Regions from separate parts of the Homo sapiens genome. Here region 1 is linked to region 2. A link is an interaction called in ENCODE POLR2A ChIA-PET data of the cell type or tissue named here. Cell type or tissue: Panc1. All regions are shown on one strand.

Region 1 (8,000 bases), 200 kb after region 2:
GAGAAGCTCTCAGTAAATATTTGCTAAGGGATTTTTTGGAATGACCTGAGGTATCATCTTTTCAGGAGGTTAGAAATACAGGATTTTAGTGACATGGTTAACTGCATAGTACTTTTTATTTTAACTTTTCTTTTTGAGATGGAGTCTTGCTCTTGTCGCCCAGGCTGGAGTGCAGTGGCGTGATCTCAGGTCACTGCAACCTCCGTCTCCTGGGTTCAAGCAATTCTCTTGTCTCAGCCTCCTGAGTAACTGGGATTACAGGTGCCCGCCACCACGCCTGGCTACTTTTTGTACTTTTAGTAGAGTTGGGGTTTTGCCATGTTGGCTAGGCTGGTCTCACACTCCTGACCTTAGGTGATCTGCCCACCACAGCCTCCCAAAGTGCTGGGATTACAGGCGTGAGCCACTGTGCTCAGCCATTATTTTAACTTTTTATCGAAGTATGACGTACATGAGAAAAGTGCACAAATCATAAATATACAGCTTGGTGAATTTTCATGCAGTAAACCCTCTGTGAAACCAGCTTTCAGATCAAGACATAGAGCATTGTCAGCATTCCAGAGGACCCCATAATGCGTCCTAGTCAGTATTCTATTGGTGGAATTCTGTGGTATATACTTACAGCATCTAGCTTCCTTTCTTAACATTCCCTTTGCGGGGTTCACCCATGTTGTTGGAAGTAGCCATAGTTCATTCGTTCTCATTTCTCTGTGGTGTTAAGTTGTATACATAAGCCATAATTTTTCCATGGTACTTTTGATGCTACATTTGATTATTTCCAGTTTGAGACTATCATGAATAGTGCTGCTAAGATTATTTTTAATTCTTATACTAGAATCACTGCTTTCTTTAGTTAACATTATATACCCAAAGTTTTGCAGTTAGAGTTGGTAACATTTTTACATTGTGCCACATGGCTTTTTGTTCTCTTTCTAATCAGTGTAAGTTGAAAAATTATTTAACGTATAATATAAATTTTTGGCAGCTGGAAGTAAAGAGTGAATTTTTTTTTTTTTTTTTTTTTGAGACGGAGTCTCGCCCTGTTGCGCAGGCTGGACCGCAGTGGCATGATCTCGGCTCACTGCAAGCTCCACCTCCTGGGTTCACGCCACTCTCCTGCCTCAGCCTCCCGAGTAGCTGGGACTACAGGCGCCCACCATCACGCCCGGCTAATTTTTTTGTATTTTTAGTAGAGACGGGGTTTCACCGTGTTAGCCAGGATGGTCTCGATCTCCTGACCTTGTGATCTGCCCGCCTCAGCCTCCCAAAGTGCTGGGATTACAGGCGTGAGCCACCGTGCCTGGCCACAAGACTAATTTCAAAATAGCAAACATTTATTGAGCATTGATTCTTTGTGCTGATACTGTTCTAAGTACCTTATATTTATTACTTAATCCTCATGACAAACCTATAAGACAGATACTAATATTATCCTTATTTTTCAAAGGAAACACTGAAGTACAGAAAGATTAAGCAATTGCCTGACACATGATCTTAGGGAGGCAGGACCAGCACTCTAACCCAGGCAGCCTGGCTCCAGAGCTTGCCTTTTTTCTTTTACTTTTTTTTTTTTTTTTTTTTTTGAGACAGGGTGTCACTCCACCCAGGCTGGAGTGCAGTGGCACAACTATGGCTCACTACAGCCCTGACCTCCGAGGCTCAAATGATCCTCCCACCTCAGCCTCCTGAGTACCTGGGGCTACAGACGTGCACTACCATGTGTAATAATTTTTTTTTTTTTTGTAGTAACAGGGTCTCACTATATTGCCTAGGCTGGGCTTTAACTCCTGGGCTCAAGTAGTCTGCCCACCACGGCCTCCCAAAGTGTTGGGATTACAGGAGTGAGCCACCTTGCCTGTCCCAGAGCCTGCCTCTCTTAACTGCTGCACTAGACTACCTTCTTATTTTAAAAGTTAGCCTGCATTTCTCTTACCTGCATTTTAAATTTTATTGAGTAGTTATTTTATGAGCAGTCTTTGAAAAATTTTCATAAAGCGGGCTCCCCCTGAAATTTTATAACCCACATTCCAGATTTACCAGCTGTGAATGTCTTGCCACACCTACTTGATCTCTCGCTATGCGCGTACACAGTTTCCTTCTTCGAAACAATCCAGAAGTAGGCTAGCAATGGTCACCCCTACATACTTCCGCACACATCTTTCAAGAACAGGACACCATTACCACACCCAAGAAAACCAGCATTTAATGAATTTATTCAGGAGTATCATCCAACATACTCAAATTTCCACAGCTGTTCCGAAAGTATCCTTCAATTCTGGATCCATTGATGGTTCACAGGTTGTATTTGGCTGTTACATCTTTTTAGTTGTTATCCTTCAGAGTAAAACTGGCCTGCCCCTCTTTCTTTCTTTACAATATTGACTCCTTTGAGGAACCGGGGCTGGATGTGGAGCATTCTCCATTCATCTGATTGTTTCCATGTGACCAGATTCGGGTCACAAATTTCTGGCAAGAACCCTTCACAGATGACCATGTATTGGTTATTAGGTAACAATAGATTACTCAAGTAGAGAACTGGGAAATTGTCCTTTGTCCATCACAATAGATTTTTTTTGAAATCTAGATTCCTCATGATTCATTGATTTCTTTTCTTTTTCTTTTTTCTTTTTTTTTTTTTTTTGAGAAAGTTTCACTCGGTTCCCCCGGCTGGAGTGCAATGGCACAATCTCGGTTCACTGCAGCCTTCACCTCCTGGGTTCAAGTGATTCTCCTGTCTCAGCCTCCTGAGTAGCTGGGATTATAGGTGCCTGCCACCATGCCCCGCTGATTTTTTTATTTTTAGTAGAGATGGGGTTTTACCATGTTGGCCAGGCTGGTCTTGAACTCTTGACCTCAGGTGATCCGCCTGCCTCCCAAAGTGCTGGGACTACAGGCGTGAGCCACCATGCATGGCCATTGATTTCTTAATTATAAAGATACATTAGATAATTCATTGCTCTTTATCATTCACTTTCGGTTTAAGCACAGTAAGTGGATCTGAAAATAATTTCAGTATATATAAATTATATATCATTATCACATAAAGTTGATGAAATAGTATATAGAATGTTTGTATGCTCTAAGACTAACTTTTAGATTTTCTTTTTATTCTCTCAATGGTGTGCAAAGTATAAATCAAAGCCATTCTGTGAAAAACTGCTTTCCTGGGTGAAAAGCAGTGGCTGTGCCAGAGTCATTGTTCTTTCAAGCAGTCATTCATATCAGCGTAATGATCTGCAGCTTCGTAGGTATGTTTCTGCCTCTGGAAAGTTATTTTTGGTATGGTTTATACTATGATAATTTCTCTATTAAAAAGTTAAACTTTAAAAGCCACGTAGATCCTTACCTCTTCTTACTGGAGTTTAGAAAGAGGGGGGTAAGAGAAGGTCAGGAGATGGGAGGGAGTACAGTTAGGCAGATCTTTTCAGTTCCTGTGAGCTTAGTAGAGTTGGGGCATGGGGAAGACATCGTGTAGAGAGAGAGAGTTTGGGAACCATGTTTTTAGTGTTTCCCGTCACATACATGGCAACATCACAGAGCTCAGCTAATTGAAGAGAATAAGCAGAAAAGGTACTCAAGATTTATAAAGTTGCTAACTTTTGAAAGGTTAATATTTTCAGTTATTTCCATATGTTACCTTGAAAGATTAATATTTTCAGTTATTTCCATATATGCTACCATTTTTTAAAAAACATTTACTTTTTGTAGAGACAGGGTCTAGCTATGTTGCCCAGGCTGGTCTCGAATTCCCAGGCTCAAGCAGTCTGCCTGCCTCAGCCTCCCAAAGTATTGGGATTGCATGTGTGAGCCCCCCGCACCTGGCCACATGCAACCATTCGTATTTGCAGAAATCCACTTGCCTAAAGGGTAGCTCCCTGGCATGTCAGAGTGAGTTCTTAAATGTAAGACAGAGTATCCCAGAAATAGAACTATAAGCTATCATTACCACATAAAGTTGATAACATATCATATAGAATACTCTTATACTCTAAGATGTAGCTTTTATTTATTTATTTTTGAGACGGAGTCTTGCCCTGTCACCCAGGCTGGAGTGCAGTGGCATGGTCTCAGCTCACTGCAACCTCCACCTCCTGGATTCAAGCGATTCTCCTGCCTCAGCCTCCTGAGTAGCTGGGATTACAGGTACCTGCCGCCACGCCAGACTAATTTTTGTAATTTTAGTGGAGGCTGGGCTTCACTGTGTTGGCCAGGCTGGTCTCAAATTTCTGACCTCAGGTAATTCGCCTGCTGGGTCTCCCAAAATGCTGGGATTACAGGCATGAGTCACTGTGCCCGTCCCCAGGATGTAGCTTTTTTTTTTTTTCCTCTTTTTTTTTTTGAGACGGAGTCTTTCTCAGTTGCCCAGTTCTCAGTTGCCCAGGCTGGAGTGCAGTGGCGCAATCTCGAGTCACTGCAACCTCTGCCTCCTGGGTTCAAGCGGTTCTCCTGCCTCAGCCTCCCGAGTACTTGGGACTACAGGCGCATGCCACCACACCCGGCTAATTTTTTGTGTTTTTAGTAGAGACAGGATATTGGCCAGGCTGGTCTCGAACTCCTGACCTCAGGTGATTTGCCTGCCTGGGCCTCCCAAAGTGCTGGGATTACAGGCATGAGCCACCACGCCCGGCCCCAAGATGTAGCATTTAGATCATTTATTTTTTATTTTTTATTCTTTTGGGGATGGAGTCTCACTCTGTCACCCAGGCTGGAGTGCAGTGGCACAGTCTTGGCTCACTGTAACTGTTTTAGATGATGTAGATCATAACTTTTATCACTTAGACACCTATAAAACCAGGATGAAAAAATACCAACAAGCCAAGAGTTACCTTTCAAAATGAGCTAATTTCCAGGACTTTCACAAAAGACATTACAGGCTTCATGGCAGAAGGGAGGAAAGCTGTGGGAAATTTTTGCAATGGGCTTGCCTAAGTGTTTCTGTCTTTTTATATTGTCTCCTAAGTAAGTAAGTAAGTAGCAAATCAGAGCAATATTTTTTACTTAAGTCTGCTGAAACTTGTGTTTTGCCTGTGCAGCAGAATATATGGAGACCAAGAGAATTTTAGCTAAAGAACCGATGTTTGCTTTAGAGTTTTTAAAAAGTTAACTATATGATTATTTCTAGTACTCCCTTCCGGTACCTACTTACACCTTCCATGCAAAAAAGTGTTCAAAATAAAATAAAGAGCCTTAACTGGGAAGAAATGGAAAAAAGCCGGTGCATTCCTGAAATAGATGATTCCGAGTTTTGTATCCGCATTCCGGGAGGAGGTATCACAAAAACACTCTATGATGAAAGGTGAGTTTGTTTGCCTGTTCATTTGTTTCCCACTTTACTTAAAAATGAAATTAATGCAGTGAGCTGAGATCGTGCCACTGCACTCTAGCCTGGGTGACAGAGCAAGACTCTGTCTCAAACAAAAAACAACAACAAAAAAAACAAAATTAAGTCAGAGAATGTATTGGATTACTTACTGAAACTTTGAGAATATATTGCTAGGCCGGGCACGGTGGCTCACACTTGTAATCCTAGCGCTTTGGAAGGCCGAGGCAGGCGGATCACGAGGTCAGATCAATCAAGACCAGGAGATCGAGACCATCCTGGCTAATATGGTAAAAACCTGTATCTACTAAAAATACAAAAAATTAGCTGGGCGTGATGGTGGGCACCTGTAGTCCCAGCTACTCGGGAGGCCGAGGCAGGAGAATGGTGTGAACCCGAGAGGCGGAGTTTGCAGTGAGCCGAGATCGCGCCACTGCACTCCAGCCTGGGAGACAGCAAGACTCCGTCTCAAAAAGAAAAAAAGAAAATATATTTACAAAACTGGTACTATTGTAGAGCTCTTGCATTTAGGGGAAAGATTTAAACTTGGTTATAGAAGAACTGGTTTCTCAAAAGCCATATTTAATGCTTTTATTTTGTGTGACTTTTTAGGGATTCTAATACTTATTCTTTGCAACCTCTACACGCGCACTTTTTTTTAATTGTGGTAAAATATACATCGTGCAAAATTTACATTTATCACACATTTTAACTATATTTAAGCGTACAATCAAGTGCCATTAATTCACAGCATCTGCATCCATCAGCACTGTCTACTTCTAGAACTTTGTCGTCATACTAAATTAAAAAATCTGTACCCATAAATAATAACTCCCAACTTTATTTCTGTAAAATTGGTGTTGATGTTCCCATTTTCATTTCTTATTTTAATAATTTGAGTCTTTTCTTTTTTTTCCTAGTCAAGCTAGCTAAAGATTTGTCAGTTTTGTTTTTCTTTGAAGAACCAGTTTTGATTTTGCTGATTATTGTTTTTCTATTCTCTATTATTCTATTATTCTCTATTATTTCTCTCTTACCTAATCTTTATTTTTTTCCGCTAGCTTTGGATTTGATTTGCTTTTTTTTCTCTTTTCCAAGGTGTAAACTTAGGTTATTAATTTAAAAGTTTTTTTCTTTTTTACTGAATGTGTTTACAGCTGTAAATTTTCCTCTTAGTGCTGTTTTCACTGCATGCCCTGGGATTTGACATGTCGTGTTTTCATTTTCACTCATCTCAGTATTTTCTCATTTCCCTTGTGTTTTTGTTCCGTGTTCCTCTCTTGTCCCCCTTGCAAACACCTACCTCCTTTCTAAGAGTCAACTTACCCTTCACCTCCTGTCTGCAATCTTGCCTTTTCCTGTCTTCTAGACAAGGAAGTTGCGTCTGCACTCCCACTGCACTCCACCTCTTCTATACTTTGTTGCACTTACTTTACCAATCAATCCTCCTAAACTTTTGCTTCTGACCAAGACAGAGTAACTGATATCAGACTTGCCCTCCTGCCATAAAAATACTGGAACCTGACAATTTATGAAACAACTGTTTTCCAGACATTGGACTACAGGCAGCACATAGCTGTCATCCCTAAGAGAAGGCAAATTTTAAGTCTACAGTTGCCTGGCTTTCTGCTTGAGATACTTTCTGGACTGCAGCACAGGGAGCGGAACCCAAGCAGAGCTGAGTGGAGGAAATCAGTTAAGACTACAGGGAGGCCGAGGCAACTGGAAATACAGGGCAGAGAATCCGAGGGCAGGGGTGCTGCTCATCAGAGTCCAGGGGTCTGTTTCCTTGGGTCTGTCTTCTTGGGTATAGGGTGAAACTATGAGGACAGGCAAAGAACAGCTTCTGGTTAGCTATAAGCTTGCCCACAAAGTTAGCGGTGATAAACAGAAAGTATTATAAAAGTTAGACCTACTCAGCATCAAACATTCAGGAAATGCGGATTTTACCCTGAAGAAACAATATTTAAAATACTCAGTTGTATCAACCAGAATAAAATAGTTCCAAATAAAAAAGTAATAATAATAGTCATCCTCTGCCTTTCTTTTTAGCAGAAGACCAGAGGGTAATATTGAAATGATTATCCCACACTGTGTGACAAACTAATAAGAGGCGCGATAAGCTGAAGAGCATACCCCTGCGCTTTCCAAGTTAGAGCCTTGAAAATGCAAGCACAGCCTCGGAGCCAGCCTTCTCCAGGCGAGAGCCTTGCCTGAGGCCATCACAGCAGACGCATTTAGGAACTGGAATTTTCTGAGCCATCAGAGCTCATAGTGGTTCCATACAAAGATTGAGAGCCCCTAAGGTGTTTGAGAACCAAGTACTGGGCTAGGGTGAGTGAGGCTAACAGTTTCTACTTTGTAGTTTTTAGAGACAGAAACTAAAGTTAGCCTGGTATCATCTGAGACTTCCGAATGTATATATCAGAGTCTCCTCGGTGCCTTTCCTTCCTTAGAACTCGGCTCACTTTTATTTCTGTAGCTCTCTTCTCTGTCAGTCTCGTGCTTTCAAGTTTTGGCATGGCATTTTTCTCATAGTTCTTGGTTTTAGGGTGTTAGGAGTAATTTTTGCATTTATTGGCAAGCAGGAAACTTTTTGCCTTGGTGTATCTCCATCTCATCACTAGCTTGAGGCGTTTATAGTATGATAGGAGACTATGTTTTGGAGTTAGAGAGACCT
Region 2 (8,000 bases):
TGGCTAATTTTTGTATTTTCTACAGATAGGGTCTCACTATATTGCCTGGGCTGGTGTCGAACTCGTCAGCTTGCGATCCCCTTGCCTCAGCCTCCCAAACGGCTGGGATTATAGCCTTGAGTCACCACACTTTACCTCATCTCCTACTATTTCTTCCCACTCCAGCCTTATGGTATGCACACTGGCTGCCACCTTCTTCCTAGAATGCTTTACATCTCAAATATCCAGACTGAATCACCTCATATCTGTTACACACTTGTGCAAACGTCACCTTCTCAACGGGGTCTATCTTGACCAAATTCCAAGCCCCATCCCCAGCTACTAGCAGTTACTCTAGTTTATGTCTTTTTCCATAGCTCTTCCTACCTTTTAGTGGTCTACAGAATGTACTTATTTCATATGTTTACTGTCTACCACCTCCTGCTGGATTCAGACTTTAGGAAAGAAGAATTTTTTTTTTTTTGTATTTTGTTCACTGATGGGATTCACAAATCTCCAGAATAGCCTTGCATAGAATAGGTGCTTAGTAAATATTTCTTCATTAAGTAGATTAAGACACTTTCAACCATGCATGTTTAAATACTTAAACCTATTTAATAGCCCTTACCAAGTCAACTTTAGTAAGAGGAAGCTCAATCAGAGGGAGTAATATTCAGAGAAAAATCTATGTTCTCCTCTAAATTCAGAATCCCCTAGGGAAGTTGGGGAGCGGTATCTTATCTGCCACACAGAAACACATGCTCTGCGTTTTAGGAAAATAAATCTTCAACCCAGGCTCACATTACATTTAAGTGTCTCATTCAGCCAATAGGTGGATGAATAAATAGGTAAAATAAAATAAAGAAGAAAAAGAAATGCATTTCTAATACCATACAGAAGAAAAGAGGTAATTATAGTATTAAACAGGTCAACAAGATTCAACCAGCATCAAATAAGCTGGTTTGGAACCTTAGCGCCTGAGAAAATCAAGTACGCATAAATGGACCAACCTTCTAACAACCCTCCTTTCCTTAGACATAATGGAATGTGGGGTGGGGCTGACACATGCCCACTTGGAAACACGTTCTTTCTGCCATATTCTCCCTTGTCACCCAAAGGCTGATCCCACAGAAGCAATATACTGCTTACCCAGGAGCTTATAAACCATAAAAATATGAAAAAAGCTGAAATCATGATGAATAAACTCATCTTTATAAGCCCATACTTTTTTCTTTTTTTTTTAAATTCCAGACCAGGTGCAGTGACTCATGCCTATGATCCCAATATTTGGGGAAGCTGAGGCATGAGGACTGCTTGAGGCCAGGAGTTGAAGACCAACCTGGGCAACACAGTAAGACCCTGTCTCTCCAAAAAAACCAAAAAATTAGCCGGGTGTGGTGGCGCTTGCCTGTAGTCCCAGCTACTCAGGAGGCTGAGGTAGGAGAATCACTTCAGCCTGGGAGGTTGCGGCTACAAGTGAGCTAAGATCACACCACTGCACTCCAACCTGGGCGACAGAGAGAAACCCTGTCTCAAAAAAATAAAACAAAATATTAATAAAACAACAGATAAACATGACATATTTTCCTGGAATTAATGTAATGAAAGCTGTGGTAAGCTGCCCTCTGTTTCAGGAACAACGTCCTCTTCCACTAGTGGCTAGAGATGTCTGCTAAAGGCTCACTACTTAACCCTCCTCAGGAACTGCCCTTTAGCCAAAGGAAGCTGCTTTGTCAAAGTTACATCCTCCCTAGAGTAACCTATATCCAGTCACTGGTCTGTGAGGAAGTACAAAGATCAGGCCTCCTTGCTTCAATTTGGGACATCTCTGAAGAACCACCCCTAGCTGCTGAGCTCCCTGTGGGATCGGCTGAGGCCTCTGCTGCATCTGCATCACATTTCAACATTTCCCTCTGCTCAATCCTGCTTTCCTTATTCCTTATAGGTGTTCCCAAAAGCATGCCCCAATAAAACCTCCTGAATTCAAATTTTACCCCTAGGAGTCTCCCAGGGAAATCCTAGGGGAGCTTAATCCACAGCATGAAACATTAAAAAAATATTACAACAGACATCTCAGACAAAACTTACATGAATTTCAAAAGTAAAATCCACTATGTCAAAGATATTTTAACTTGCACTAGACGAGCAAGTCTTCAGTGGACAGCATTAATTTTTCAAGAAAGCCTCCCTGCTCCTTCCTCTGATAAAGATCCTTCTGTTGAGAAATGCATCCCATACGGTTTGAGCAGGGCTGACCCAGTACCTCACTTCCTATTTACAAGCGTAAGAACATGACCTAGACCAGCCAGCACAGCCTATCTCCTGGCCACTGTGACTGGTTACTAAGTGGGTATATGACTCCAAATCTTCCTCTAAGACTTTTTTGCCCCAATTAACAGAAAAGATTTGCTGCCAGAGTTCTAAATTGATAGAGTGTGAGAATAGGGCTGCAGACGGTAGTAAGAGACTGTCCTGGAAAGGGTTGGAGAGGAAAGGGAGGGAGCATGCCAGCCCTAATTACAGCCTTTGAGATTCTGGATCCAACTATGCCTAAAACTAGCTGTACCCTTAGACTTCCTAATTATGTGAGCCAATACATCTCTCCCCTACTCTGCCCATGCTTATTTGAGTGGGTTTCTGTCATCTGCAACTGAAAGTTACGATTTAATATGTCCTTAATAGTCTACAAATATGAGTTCATGCTTTTATGTCTTAGGGGTACTTTGGTAGAATAGTGTGAGAAGCAGCAAAATATATTCAATCCAAACTCTTTTGCTTCAATGCCCCCCAAAACAGGGCCCCTTTTCCACCCAACCTTAATTTTTACTATTCTCCGACACATCCCTGACTAAATGTAGTCAGGAGGGTGTCACTGTTAGGCCTGCCTACATCTCTACCTTTATTTGTGCTGTGATCAAATCCCTCACTCATTGCCACTAAGAAAAACTATCTGTTCTTTATAACATTGAAGACAATTGAAATGGTCCAAGAATTTCACATTTCTTTGTTTTTCTGAACAATAGCACAAACTGTAGCTCAGATACTTTCCAGCTGCGTGACTTTGGGGAAATTTTTAAATTGCTGTAATCCTGTTTGATTTTCTCATATATTAAAGTGCAAATAATAATAGCTATCTTTTGGATTTTATAGAAGAAATATACCAGAAGAATACAGATGAAACACAGCATTCAGTTCAGACCATATTGAACATTCAGTAGGTATTAGTTATTATGTCAATGAATACCTATGAGGATTTGATTGTGAATACTTTTACTCCATCACAAAAATATTTTATACTAAGTGAATTTGTTTTGCAAAATGATACCTCTCCTTAGCCTCTTCATCAAATCAAAATCCTGACTCAGCAATAAATCAATGTAGATAGCTTAGAATCTATAAATACTGTAATCAAACAAGCTTGATCAAATATGTGGCTAGAAAGCTCAATTTTTCTAGTTAGCAGTAAAAACAAATGAGTTATTTGAAAGTAAATTACAGATTTTTCTTGTTTTAGATTCAAGCTGTCAATTATACTTTAGCTTCTGAATGATTTTTCTTTTTTTTGCTTGCAGAAATGTAATAACAGATGTCAACCTGTGCTTGAGATATGGTGAGAAAGTTCTAATTGGGAGAACCCACATGGCAATTACGCTTCCCATTTCTGACATTACCATTCTCAAGCTGGCAATTAGAACTGCTCAATGCCAACATTTTCAGTTCCTGGCAACTTAAAAAACAAAATCTACTCTGTGAATCAGAAGTATGTCAAATGCTCAGAGAATAATTTTAATCCATTTGTGTAGGTTCAACATCAGCTCACATATAAGTACCCCTTTACTAATTAAATCCTTCTTATTCACATATATGTTCATATATTAAAATAATAATGTATTTTTTATGACAGCATTTTAATGATCACCATTTCCACCATTTAAACTATCTTATTTCCCTATGCCATGTGTACATGTTTTCAGTTAGACATTTTTAAATGCATTATAATAAGGAATATATTTCAAAAATTCCTTGAACAAACTTTTAATTAATTGTTGAGACCGAGTCTCACTCTGTTGACCAGGCTGGAGCAGTGGTGTGATCATGGCTCACCGCAGCCTCAACTTCCTGGGCTCAAGCAATCCTTTCACCTCAGCCTCCTGAGCAGCAGGGACTACAGGCATGTACTACCACACCTGGCTAATTTTTGTACTTTTAGTAGAGACAGGGTTTTGCCATGTTGGCCGGGCTGATCTTGAACTCCTGGGCTCAGTGGTCTGCCCGTCTTGGAGTCCCAAAGTGCTGGGATTATAGGCGTGAGCAACCACACTGGGCAACATTTTTAATAACTCAGTTAAAATATGCTAATGTAGGCCAAGTATGATGGCTCACAACTTTAATCCCAGCACTTTGGGAGGCTGAAGCAGAAGGACTGCCTGAACCTGGGTGTTGGAAGTGCAGTGAGCTGTGATTGCATCACTGCATTCCAGTCTGGGCAAAAGAGCAAGACCCTGTCTCACACACACAAAAAAAAAAAAGAAAAGAAAAAAGCAACAAATTACTGCCAGGCACAGTGTCTCATGCCTGTAGTCCCAACTACTCGGGAGGCTGAGGTAGGAGGATTGCTTGAGGCCGGGAGGCAGAGGTTGCAGTGAGCTGAGATTGCATCACTGCATGAGATTACCCCAGCATAGGTGACAGAGCCTGACCCTGTCTCAAAACAAAAACAAAAACAAAAACAAAACAAAAAAAAACAAAGAAATTACTTACATAAAGAGTATTAAATACATTTCATGACTGACATTATTTCACAATATTGTCTATAATAAATTAAAAAATGAATATCAGCCACACAGATTATGAGCTATGACTTTTTAATTCAAATATATTTTATCTGAAAAGAGGGAAAGAAGATTTTATCACATTGACTAGTCCCAAATTAATATTTCAGAAATTAGGGTACAAAAACCCAGTAAAAAGTTATAGCAGTTGTTCTGATAACTGGAAGTCTCCCATGCAGAGTTAATGGATAAGTACTAAAGAATATGATTTATATTTGTGTCAAACTTTATGGTGCATTCTTAAAGATATAACACGCTTCTCCTCCCTGAGGGGTGGATGGTGGCCAAGTAACAACTATAGCAATTATGAAAAAAGTCAAGAGCATTTTATTGAATAAAAAATGTAAAATGTTAAACTATAAATTGATATTCTGTACTACTTAATTCGAATTTATATGGTTCACTACAGAAATTAGAAAAACTATAGATGAAGTCATAAAAATGAAAGCAATTCATTTCTAGGTTCTAGGAAAGGAATTCCTAGAATTCCTCTATTCTTCCAGTATTTTTTGTACCTATACACACATGTGCACACACGCACGCACACACACACACGCAAACACTCTCTCTCTAACAAATGTCTCTGCTCTATACAGCTGGACTGACTCCGCTCTACATAGCTGGACTGACTCTGCTCTACATAGCTGGACTGACATTATCTGCTAATACACATTCACCTTTTCTGTTTTTATACTCATCAGCTCTTCACACCTATAGAAATGCAGTGATGATGATAAAAATGACCATTAAAATATCACAGACAATATTACAAATTATATCACAAAGTTATTTTCTTAATAAATAAAGACAAATTAATAAGACCAATGGCTCATTAGAAAAATGAACAAAGGAAATGAACAAGCAATTGACAAATGATTCTTAAGTACATGAAAAGATATCTGATCTCATTTACAATAAGACAAATGCAAATTAAAATTGTTAAGATACTAATTTTCACTTATCACTGTGAAAACACATTGTCAAGATGTAGGAGAATAGATAGCCTCACACATTGCTAAGGACAGTATCAACTACTAAACCTCTAGGAAGGACAATAGTGTAATATTTTATAAAAATTATAAATGCACATTTCCTTTGACCCAGCAAGTCTACTTCTAGGAATCTACCTTACACTTATGTTCACACTCAAGAAAAATAGGTTAAAAATTATCCATGACACCACTGTTTGTAATAGAAAAAGAATGGAAATTACTTAGTAGCTGTCAATATAGGACTAGTTAAACTCATTACACCATACCCACAAAATAGATTATAAAGGCCTACAGATGTGAAAGCTATTTACTGATATGAAATGATCTCTAAGACATATAATTAAATAAAAAAGGAAAGTTTAAAAGTGAAAAAAGGAAGAAAATACTGATATGCGCTTGTTAGTTATACATAAAATCTCTCTGCAAAGATAAAAAAGAAATTAATAATATTTGTTGCCCATATATAGGGAGAGTGTGAGTAGTAGACAAAAATAGAAGGGTACAATTTAATGTAATATTTTTACAACTCCTGGGTTTTGAACCACGTGAAATTTTTTGTTAAAAATAAATTAAGTTTTAAAAGCTGCAGGATCTGAAAGGTGGCAGAGTTCTTCCACGAGCTTTCAGTAAAATATTCTTGTGAAACATTTTAACAGGGAGAGCAGCGCTAAGAGCAATGACAGGAGGTCAGAGAGAGATTTACTCCTCCCTGATGAGACACCAGTGCTCGGCATGTTACCAACACTCAAAACAAAAATAACAAATCAAACAGAAAAAAGACAGACAGCAGCAAGGACCCTAAACATTACAAATGATGAATGATCTCATTAAAACGAACACATGGCACACTTACAAAAAGACATCTGGTGGTGGATTTTCTGTCAAAAAGTGGTATGTTCACCACTTGGAGGGATATAAACCTATTTTAGGTCTAGAAAGAAACTTCCAGCCAACTTAAATGCCAGAATTTTATTATTGGAGGTGTTGGCATGAGGTGAGGAATAGGCAAGGAATATGAGAAAGCTGATTAAAATACCCTTCAATCTGTGAATGAGACAGACGTCTTGGGGCTTTTTCTTTGCAAGGCTATTCAAGCAGAAAATAAGTTGAAGTCATGTCACAAACAGGTGTCCCAGTGTGAGTTAGTTAACATGCAATTGGCCCTATGACACTGGCGGATTTGGCTACTGGCTTGATAAGAGATTGGGGGGTGGAAAATACTTACATTTGATTTTTCAACCAATTTACAGACTATAAAATGTGGCTATAAGATTTTAAAAACAGACAAAACCATTTCATAACAGCCTAGTCATTTTAGAAAACACTGTTTTTCCCCCAGCAAAAGAAGATACTTTATATACATGAATATAGTTTTTCATTTTAGGTAAAATATTTTTTAGTTTTATTTAAGATAAACCGAGCTCAATAATTTCATCAAGTTATGATTTCTTGCATAGGGCTAACTGAAATAATATATGTACAGGCATACCTCATTTTACTGCCTTTCGCTTTGTTGTACATAGCAGATACTTTTTTTTTTTTTTTGGACACAGTTTTACTCTGTCGCCTGGGTGGGGTGCAGTGGCACGTGATCTCAGCTCACTGCAACCTCTGCCTCCCAGGTTCAAGGGATCCTCGTGCCTCAGCCTCCCGAGTAGCTGGGATTATAGGCGTGCACCACCACACCTGGCTAATTTTTGTAGTATTAGTAGAGATGGGGTTTCATCATGTCGGCTAGGCTGGTCTCGAACTCCCGACCTCAAGTGATCTGCCCGCCTCAGCCTCCCAAAGTGCTGGGATTACAGATGTGAGCCACCCCATGCCTGGCCAGATATCGTGTTTTTACAAATTGAAGGTTTGCAGCAACCCTGAGTTCGGCAAATCTATTGGTGCCATTTTTCCTAGAGTATGTGCTCACTTTGTATCTTTCTGTCACATTTTGGTAATTCTCACAATATTCCATTTTTTTTTTATTAAATCTGTTATGGAGATCTGTGAGGAGTGATCTTTGATGTTACTATTGTCATTGCTTTGGGGTGCTCATGACAGTGTCCATATAAGACAACAAACCTAATTGATAAATGCGTGTGTTCTGACTGCTCCGCTCACTAGCCATTCCCCCATCTCTCTCCCTCTCCTGGGGCCTCCCTATTCCGTGAGACACAATGATAATTTAATTAGGCCAATTAATAACCCC

What was found. ChIA-PET counts read pairs that join two places held together with the same protein. Peaks named below come from ENCODE experiments on the same cell type or tissue, not always from the same donor. Only the 100,000 strongest peaks of a DNase experiment are listed, where the experiment ranks them.
Region 1: POLR2A ChIA-PET joins it to region 2 with 5 read pairs; 2 of 35 experiments call an interaction of 5 or more read pairs at or near these places.

The regions. Positions count from the first base shown.
Region 1 is chr18:12,715,388-12,723,387 of GRCh38, forward strand. PSMG2 (proteasome assembly chaperone 2) reads left to right here. Exons shown (of 7, transcript NM_020232.5): 4 at 3,130-3,248; 5 at 5,123-5,296. Among named protein-coding and RNA genes, the nearest start is that of PSMG2, 16 kb to the left of the region's middle. RefSeq lists an enhancer at 7,400-7,901. In Panc1, no CTCF peak of the experiment used is centred here; no DNase peak of the experiment used is centred here.
Region 2 is chr18:12,514,004-12,522,003 of GRCh38, forward strand. All of the region lies in intron 4 of SPIRE1 (spire type actin nucleation factor 1), which reads right to left. Among named protein-coding and RNA genes, the nearest start is that of PRELID3A, 110 kb to the left of the region's middle. In Panc1, no CTCF peak of the experiment used is centred here; no DNase peak of the experiment used is centred here; H3K27ac peaks cover 502 bases.